Linked DNA regions of Homo sapiens: region 1 is linked to region 2. Evidence: read pairs that join two places in POLR2A ChIA-PET (ENCODE). Cell type or tissue: PC-3. All regions are shown on one strand.

Evidence for each region. Peaks named below come from ENCODE experiments on the same cell type or tissue, not always from the same donor. Only the 100,000 strongest peaks of a DNase experiment are listed, where the experiment ranks them.
Region 1: POLR2A ChIA-PET joins it to region 2 with 6 read pairs; 2 of 35 experiments call an interaction of 5 or more read pairs at or near these places.

Annotation. Positions count from the first base shown.
Region 1 is chr5:36,665,286-36,670,285 of GRCh38, reverse strand. All of the region lies in intron 3 of SLC1A3 (solute carrier family 1 member 3), which reads right to left. SLC1A3-AS1 (SLC1A3 antisense RNA 1) reads left to right here. Exons shown (of 2, transcript XR_007058736.1): 2 at 1,575-4,391. Among named protein-coding and RNA genes, the nearest start is that of SLC1A3-AS1, 57 kb to the left of the region's middle. In PC-3, no CTCF peak of the experiment used is centred here; a DNase peak (open chromatin) is centred at 2,285; H3K27ac peaks cover 1,820 bases.
Region 2 is chr5:37,104,389-37,109,388 of GRCh38, reverse strand. CPLANE1 (ciliogenesis and planar polarity effector complex subunit 1) reads left to right here. Exons shown (of 53, transcript NM_001384732.1): 52 at 918-1,096; 53 at 1,611-3,154. The coding sequence ends at 1,787. Among named protein-coding and RNA genes, the nearest start is that of CPLANE1-AS1, 140 kb to the left of the region's middle. In PC-3, no CTCF peak of the experiment used is centred here; no DNase peak of the experiment used is centred here.

The DNA of each region.
Region 1 (5,000 bases), 440 kb after region 2:
CATGCTAAATATCCCTCTTTCCCTCATTTTCAGAACATCTTCAAAGTCTGCCTCAGGCAAGGTGTCATCCTAGAGAAAAAAGGAGGCATGACTTTTAAGGTTTTCCTAAAGGCTGTAGCTAATGGAACACAGTTCCATGCTTTTTGGGCTGAAAAACTATTGGAAAAGACAAAAAACTCTCAAAAGATTAAATTATCTATATTAATATGAGCTCTTCTGTTTTATTAGCTGTATCTTCACTTTTCTTCATTCTTTATCCTCCCCAATCCCACTAAAATCCAATTATAGTGTAATCCAATTACAGTTAATTGAGTTTTTTTTTTTTTTAACAATTTAAAATGGTGTTTCCACAAATGTATTAAAAGGTTATGCTGTATTTCAATGACGAGTATCAGATTCTAATGGTGGTTTAATATTCAGGTAGTGGCCCTGTTCACATGAACATATTTAGAGTTTGTGTGAACTCTAAATATTTGCATATTTAGAAGGTAAAGTACTGATTAAAATGGTGTCTACGATTGCCAGATAACTGGTTGGGTTTGCTCAAAAATCTTAATACAAAGGTAATTAGCTTAAGTGGAAATTGAAGCCATGACCTTCAATTTATAATTTCATTCGTATTTGAATCGTATCACTTATAATTTTCATTATAAGCCCTTAGTATTTCATATGTTCTTATTTTTAACAACCTATAATGCAGATTATAAAGCAGTTAAGTAACAGTTTAAAGGACTTAACACCAAGTGGAATGGAGTGGGAACTTGAACTCGGGTCTTATGTAACTAGGTTCAGTGTACTTTCTGCCTCTGAGAAAACCAACTGCAGCTCCCACAGATAAGGAGGCCAGCTTTGGCTTTGATGCCATGCACTTAGCCTCTTTTATCCTTGGCCACTTTCTCGAAACCCGGGGCTAAGTATTCATTTGTTAGGATGGCACCACTTCAACATTTCAACTATGTTAAAAATGGGCTAATCTGTTCCCAACCGAAGTATCCCATCCCCCCGCAGTTTCATTCTCAGGTCTGAATCACATCTCAAAATATCTTGGCTTGGCTGTGCTCAAAATGATTTCTCTCAGAAAGGGGCCCACTCTCTTTCCCATGAGTGCCTGAACTTGTCACCACCAAAGCCTGCAATTCTTCCGGCTCTCTCCCTGTGGAACCGGCGAGTAGTGTAAGCACAATACGCCGGATATCTCTGGGTACCAGGGAGTACCAGGCGGCAGTATTTTCTTCCTCCGAGATGCTTTTTTCCCTCTCGCCTTCTATTTTGTGGTGCTGTTCCGTTCTCACGCCAACTCTTCTCTGATGCTCCTGCCCACTATTCTCGACCTACAGCTATTCGGAGAGAGTGCTAAGTGGTCAAGGCAGAGCACTGGAAACCAAAGTGGCAAACAAAGGATGAGGTTTAATGTCCCTTCTCACACCATAGGGAGAGGGATAGGGAAAGTTATCCCAATACCCACGGCTACAGGGCTGTCGACTCTAGAAAATAAAGTTCATAGGTTTTTAAAAAATGTTTAAAGTAAAAACCAATATGAAAACATTTTCTTCATACTTTCTAATTCTAAATAGCTGAAGACAACCATCAAGGCATTTTTTCCCAAAAAGCACAGAAGGAGATTCAATCATCAAATGAGAGGCCTCACTCACCTCTGCATATTGGCCCTTATCCTTTGAAAGAGAATAAAGTAACAGCTGCTATTCTTTCAGCCAAGAAAGGTAAGGGAGGTATATTCATTAATCACATCTCCATGTAGGTCCTTCCCTTAAAGGAGGATCGAAGTCCCACACAGAGTTACTTGACCACCTCTGTTCCAGGTACCCTAGCTTGTAAAACAAATGAGACCACCAGGAACAAGGCAGTACACTGTCATCAGGGCAACAGCAGGACAGATGTGTGCAATCTGTTCACACACAATGGCCTTAATACTGGTGGCATCAGGAAAATGGAGGAAGAACTCTGGAAGACAAAACCCCAAATGAGCAGGGCATCACTTTCCCACCCTCACCTAAACTCTGTGACCATTTCCTTTCCCCAACCTCAAGAAATATGAGAGACGAACCTTTTTACACCAGAGACTAAACAGAGATGTCAGAGTGTCTGGAGCAAGGTTAAAGTACTAAATCACTTTGTAGAATGGGGCACTTTGGCAGGAACTGCCCTAAACGTTTGGGAAGGAGGAAGTTTACATTGAGCCTTATCACTTTAAAATATATGGGAGAAAAGGGCACTGGGGTGATGGGGAGACGGGAAGTTACTTTGGTATGTAGGTAATTGTGGGAGTGTGTTACGACAGCCATGCATTCATCTAAATACATATTTGAGAAACACATTCCAGAGCAAGTGGTAAAGATAATGATCTTGACTAGTTTCTTTTTCTTCATTTGATCTGGGCTTAGCTAAACTAGCCCAATTCAAGACATCATGACATCTTTATTATGAAAACAACCTGCCTTCAGAATCAAGACCCCCCTGAAATCCAAAGAAATACTGTATTGTACTATTGTTATAAGTACCATGATGGCTCTTTCACTTACAATGACACATTTGTGTGTGTGTTTTGTACATTTTGAGTTAACTTTTATGTGGTCCAAAGACTCACTCGCTAAGTCCTATCTTTGATTGATGGTAATGGTCATTTAATTCCATGACAATTGTATAATGCAGATATTGTTGATACTATATTATAGGTGAAGAAACAAGAGACCAGAGAAGTTAAATAACTTGCCCGGCATTGCACAGCTAATAAATGACAGTGGCAGGATTTGAACCCACATTTCCAAGAGAGTATTCTTACTGCTATACCTCTCTTTTTATGGACAAGCCAGGAGTCACCCATGTTTCATTTGCTTGTTATCCATGCTGACTTTCTCTAACTTTCTTGCATTTGAGTTAATTGCTAAGATGAGCCACTTGGCTTGAAGATAATTCTGTGGAGGAATATAATTGTGAAAAATCTCTGTCCCATTACTCAGTATTCCCTAAACCTACTTTAAGATCAAGCTGATTAACACTGGTCACCAGAAGGACTAGCTAGAGAGCTGATAATATCAGTGCAAATTCTTCACCATTCCTAGAAAAACAGCCCAGAGCATGTTTAATGGAGGGTGGAGAGCCGTGGATATTTGCTGGCTGCTGTGAGCACTTGAGTCTTATTTTCTTTTCTACAAGTCTACCCATAAATAACCACTTATCAAGCAAGCAATCATTTCTCCAAACCTATTTCTGTTCAACAATGAGTTAAGCATCAGAAGGAGACTGAATAAGATGCTTTCTAGAAAGTAAAAGATTAAAACTTTGCTTCAAACACCTGAGTATTTTAGGCAGTAATCACATGGAAGAGAGAGGAAAGGAAGGGAGTTTCTTGAGCAAATAGGTAATTATAAAGACAGTCTTTTGGCAATTGATTTGTCACAACAAATATGCACCAAATTCATGGGATTTTAGGGGGCAGAGAGGGAATGTTTTGGAAATGTGTATGTGGTACTCTGTAAGTCTATATGGTAAATTAGATCTCTTATGGTATAATAATTAATATGACTTCTTGGATAAATAAAATATACATTCAGTCAAGTATTAAAGGACAACATAAAATGTGCCAAGTTCCCAAGTTTCCATCATTGGCATGGATTTTATTCTCCTGTCTGCTGAAAATCTGTGACTTGGACATTAACATGTATCAGTGTACTCCCCTCAACAATTCCCATCTCTGGTTTTGAAACACAAAATCTAGAGAAGTAGTCTTCTGTTTTGAATTGTCTTCCCACTTATCCCCATGATGTTTCATTGTTCTTCCAGGGCCACTGGAACAGGTCCAGAAGGAAAGAAAAGAGTGATGGCAACTGCTGATTCAAGAAGATTGTTCTGTTTCAGTTTTTATTTTATTTTAGATGTACCCCTTCTCCACAATGAGTTTCTCATACACGCATCTAATGAAAGACGCCTGTTCTCAACCCTCCTAGAATTTCAAGATGGGCAAACTTACAAGGAAAGCAAGGATGAGTGCTAATATGTACCATATTCATGTGAATATAAGTTTTTTTAATAAGAAAATCAAACTCTAAAAATACAATATACTTCATAATTACAGATTGAAAAATGGGGCCGTGTGTCCTAGGCAGCTGCCCACTGCTGAGTCCAGGGTACACTGCCATCCTAGGAAGAGAGTGAGGAGGAGGGTGAAAAAACTCACCCAGGAAAGGCAGTGAGGGGTGGGGAGGGAGCACAAAGAAAGTCACTTCAAATCTCTCTCTAGAACTATATTGTTTTTCTGTGCAAAAATATTTTCTTCTGGCCCCTTTATAGACTAGCTTGTAAAAACACTGCAAAGTGCTATGATTCTAAGGGTTCTGGAACCGAAGACAAATCATTAAAAGTTAGATTCCAAATTGTTGGTAAAGAATGATTATGTCACAATTTTGCATCACAGTTAGTAAGCCAGTGATAGCCTCGGAATGTAATCTAAGAGACAGTGGCACAGTGGTTAAGAGTTCAGACTCTGACGTTAGAATACCTGGATTCTACTTTTGGCTCTGGTACCATGTGGCTTCTCCAAGCCTCAGTTTCCTCCTCTGTGGAATGTGAAAAATAGAAGCTCCCTCATAGGGTTTTCACTGGCATTAAAGGGGCTTCCATATAGAAAGCACTTAAAGTAGTGTTCAGCACGTGGTAAGCATTCAACAAATGTTAGGTGTTATTATTACTTATTAAACAGGTACATAATAAACAAGCTGTTCACAAAGCATTATTTCACCTCTAAGCCTTACTTCTGATGTAGAAAATACACTAACAATATCTACATTGCAAGATTAGAGAAAACATATTTACAGGGTACAAAGTAGGTCCTTGATAAAGGACAGTTTTGTTCATTCTGTGTCTCCTGCTACCAGAATTTTAGTGCCAAGAGAGCGGGACCATCTGTTTTATTCATTGCAGTGGCCTCAGTGCCTAGCATAGTGTCTGCACATAGAGGGGCTCAATAATCATTTTTTTGAATA
Region 2 (5,000 bases):
AAGTTCAAGGGACTGAATGTAAAAGTGCTTATTAGCCTATACTAAATGCCAAAGTGTGTGCTGTGATTATTTTGGGGGCTTTATTTCTTGGAGATATCTTCAGCTTCAAGTACATAAGGTTGGTAGAGTTACAAAAGACAAAGAGGGCCCAAACTTCAGCATTGTCATACCTCTTCTCCCCTCTTCAGGGAGCCACATGACTGCTTGTTTGGGATCTATATTTACTTCCCATCTTGTCCCATGTCTTGGGTGTTTCTTCATGAAATCACCTCGAAGGGTAGAACATGCTGTGATATTGGCTTTGGAACATTGTGTTAGGTGAGGTAGGCTCCTCTAGGGCTTTGTGCAGAGAAACCTTATTGGTTTGTGGGTTTACTAAGCTGCCTCTGGGCATTAGCTGGAATGAAAATTTCTTTTCAACAAATACTGATATATGCAGTAAGAAGAAAGAGGGTCATAATGTATTGTCACCACACTCACTGTGATGCCTTTGCCTAAAGGCAGATTGTAAGCATTAAGCCTGGGTGAAGATGCCCAAAACATTGCTTCTAAGAAGTTTTCACAAGACTTTCTGTAAAAGACAGGGAAGGCCCAGGTCTCAGAGTTCACCCAACTTTGGTGTCAATACCTCTCCACCGTTCTGTTATATCTGTGGCCTCTCCTCCCTAGATTTTCTTGTCTTAAAGATTAATTACTAATAGTTTTCAAATCCAAAGGCTGGAATTCAGTTTCCATCTCGTACAGTGACAGGACAGGAATTGTTCGAACTCTAAAGTGAACCATTTCCAGACCTTGTGATTCAAATATTATTTAAAATGTGACTACCTTGGCTTTGATGATAAAAGTCACAATTAACAAATGAATGAATGAATGAATGAATCAATCCCAATGTGTGCTTTGTTCTTATCCCTTAAAAGGCTCTAATGCTCCGTGTCATAGTCTGCAGCATACAAAAAAACATGGAAGTGCTGGGCTTGCACCTCAAACCAAGCAGGTGTGTGTAGAGTATGAAAGAGAGGAGACTGTGGTGAGTCCCTGGACGATACCTTCAGAAATCCATAAGATTCTTCATGAGAGTCACAATTCCCTTCTACAAGTAAGCATTGTTCTAGATTTTGTTTGTCTAGTGATTGCTCTATGTTCTTCAGGTTTTTTGTTTGTTTGTTTGTTTGTTTTTTAGTTTGTTTTTTGTGGGATGTGGAAATACTGAAAAGTTGTTAGGTCAGTTTGAAATCGTGATGCAAAGCATCTTCCCTTTTGGCTTAGTACTTCAGCATTTGTCTTTCAGACTTCTCTGTGACTGTATTTTTTAACTAAAAAATGACCAAAATGTAAGAACATAAAATCGTACTACAAGTATCAACATCCGTTCTGCCCTGTCTTCACATCTGGTGCCAGCATCTCGTTGTGTGAGATGATGTTCAGCTCTTGTCCATCTGGATGTGCTGGGCAATCACAGCCCTATTTCCTGGCACATTTCCTTCAGCCTTTTGATGGATGAGCAACTCTAGAATTTTTGGAAAGCTTAGTTCACGTTCCAGGTTTTTTTGTTTTTGTTTTTTTGTTTGTTTTTAGGGGCTAGGACCACAATTGTCTTTTCAATTTAATAGGACTTGTCTCCAACTGAAGAGGAAGAGCCAGAGCATCCTTTTGGGGTGGGCGGTGTGGACAGCGTGTCTGAGAGCACTGGCAGCATCCTCAGCAAGCTGGACTGGAATGCCATCGAAGACATGGTGGCCAGCGTGGAGGACCAGGGCCTGTCTGTCCACTGGGCCCTGGACCTGTAAGACCTGGATATCATTGGGTTTCCATGCACAGGCCAGCACCTCAGTAATGTGGTTCTGAAAGATTAACAGGTTTAAGGGACAGAAGCAATGAAAGAAGCAATGTGAATTTTCCATTTGCTTTCATATTATTACCTGGATTAGCCATTACCAGAGGAAAAATAAACATTTCTCAGTAACTTTGCCTTTATGGGGAAAGGGTTGACTATTGATGTATTATATGTTTTTGTATTTGATGCATCATTAGGCATAATTTTTAAAATGATAAGTACCTTTCAAGCCAAGTTTGCATAACCTACTTTCAATAAAAACCCTCTATCTTGCCTCCTCCTTTATTACCCTCTGAGTTTTGAGAAACAACCATATACAGATGAATCTAATAGGAAAAAAAAAAATCTTTTCATTGAGAAGAAAATCAGTCTCACCTGAGAACTCAATTATGAACCCTATTTTAAAACACCTATGCAGGGTTTAGCCTAGGAGTGAAAAGAAAAACCAACTACCTTTTACCAACCCTGAATCTCTAAATAAGCAAAGTTTCATGGAGGCCAGGAGATCTTCTGTCTTCTGCCCTGTAGCCTGAAGCCTTGGAGGAAGAAACAGGAATGGATGCTTTGGGCAGGAAAGTAAGGGAATATGACTCCGGCCTCTAGAAGGCTCATCTTAAATTTGTAAGAACCATGGTACAGAGACCTGATTAGTTTTTGGTATTGTGCTCCAATAATGTCATAGTTTTAAGAGATAATTTTTATGAGAATTGACTAAGAACCAGTATCCTTCAACTACTTCATCAATGTTTGGTATAATATAAAAGCACACTATCATCTGAAAAAGCTATTAAATACCCCTCTTTTTCCAAATATCTACCTGTGTGAAGCCAGGTTTTACAACATGTATTGCAGCAAGTTGAATGCAGAAGCAGGTATGGTAATTCAGCTGCCTTCTATCAAGCTAAACATTAAAGAGATTTGTAGAACTATAAAACAATGCTACTCTCCTTACCAAATTGTTTTAGAAAATAGCTTTATAGGCTAACATTATTGTTAATTGTCATTTAATTGTTTTGTCATTTAAAATATTTTAAATTGTTTTCTGTTAGTTTCTTTTTTGTATATTCTATGGGTATTTTATTGATACATGATAGTTGTACATTTTTATGGGGTGCATGTGATATTTTGATATGTGCATACAATGTGTAGCAATCAAATCAGGGTAATTGGGATATTCATCACCTCAAACATTTATCATTTATTTGTGTTGGAAACATTCAAACCTTTTCTTCTAGCTATTTATCCATTGTTGGATACTTATATCAATTCTATATCTTAGCTGTTGTGAATAGAGCTGCAATAAATGTAGGAGTGCAGATATCTCTTTGATATACTGATTTTCTTTCTTTTGTATATATACCCAGCTATGGGATTGCTAGATCATATGGTAGTTCTATTTTTAATTATTTGAGGAACCTCCATACTGTTTTCCATAGCTGCTATACTAATTTGCATTCCCACCAAGGGTGTATGAGCATTCCCCTTTATCTGTATGCCCACAAGCATTTATTTTCCATCTTTTGCTGGAAATGACTATTCCAGCAATAAATAAATAAAATGACTATTAGTCATTTTAACTGGGGTGCAGCGATACCTCATTATGGTATTGACTTCCTTTTTTCTGATGATTAGTAATATTGAGCATTTTTTCATATACCTGTTGGCCATTCGTATGTCATCTTTTGAGAAATGTCCATTCAGATATTTTGTCCATTTTGTAGTAGGATTCTTTTTTGTTACTAAGTTGTTTGAGTTCTTTATATATTGCGGTTATTAATCCTTTGCTGGATGGGTAGCTTGCAAATATTTTCTCCCATTCTTTAGGTTGTCTTTTCACTTTGTTGATGGTTTTCTTTGCTGTGCAGAAGCTTTTCAGCTTGATGTAATTCTATTTGTCAATTTTTGCTTTCATTGCCTGTGCTTTTGAGGTTTTACTCAGAAAAAATCTCTGCCTAGACCAGTGTCCTGAAATGTTTCCCAAATGTTTCTTTCAAGTAGTTTCATAGTTTCAGGTCTCATATTTAAGTCTAATCTATTTTGGTTTTTATATGTGATTTATACAGGTGTAGTTTCATTCTTCTGCAATAGACATCTAGTTTTCTTGGCAGCATTTATTGAACAGGAGAGTATCCTTTCCCCATTGTATGTTCTTGATAGCTTTACCAAAAATGGGCTGGCTGTAAATGCATGGATTTATTGATAGTTTTTTGTTTTGTTTTTTGTTTTGTTTTTGTTTTTGTTTTTGTCTTTGTTTTGAGACAGGATCTCACTTTGTTCTCCAGGCTGGAATGCAGTGGTGTGATGTTGGCTCACTGCAGCCTTGACCTACCAGGCTCAAGCGATCCTCCCACCTCGACTACCCAAGTAGCTGGGACTCCAGGTGCGCACCACCATGCCTGGCTAATTTTTTGTAGTTTTCATAGAGACAGTGTTTCATGTTGCCCAGGCTCATCTCGAACTCCTGAGCTCCAGTGATCCTCCCGCCTTGGCCTCCCAAAATGCTTGGATTAGAGGGATGGGCCACTGCACCCAACCTATTGATAGCTTCTTTATTCTATTCTATTGGTCTGTGTTTTTATACCAGTTCAGTGCTGTTTTTGTTTTTGTAACTGTGTACTAATAACACATGGAGAGATGGAATTTCACTTTTGTCACCCAGGCTGGAGTGCAATGGCACAATCTTGGCTCACTGCAACCTCCGCTTCCTGGGTTTAAGTGATTCTTCTGCTTCAGCCTCCTGAGTAGCTGGGACTACAGGCGCCTGCCACCATGCTCAGCTAATTTTTGTGTGTGTGTGTGTTTTTTTTTTTAAGTAGAGATGGGGTTTCACAATGTTGGCCAGGCTGGCCTTGAACTCCTGACCTCAGGTGATCTGCCTGCCTGGGCCTCCCAAAGTGCTGGGATTACAGGCATGAGCCACCATGCCCGGCTGAATTATGGTGTATTATTATTTTTTAGACAGAGTTTCACTCTGTCACCCAGGCTGGAGTGCAGTGGTGCAATCTCGGCTCACTACAACCTCTTCCTCCAAGGTTCAAGCAATTCTTGTGTCTCAGCCTCCTGAGTAGCTGGGACTAAAGGCACGTGCCATCATGCCCGGCTACTTTTCTGTATTTTTAGTAGAGATGGGGTTTCACCTTGTTGGCCAGGCTGGTCTCTTAACTCC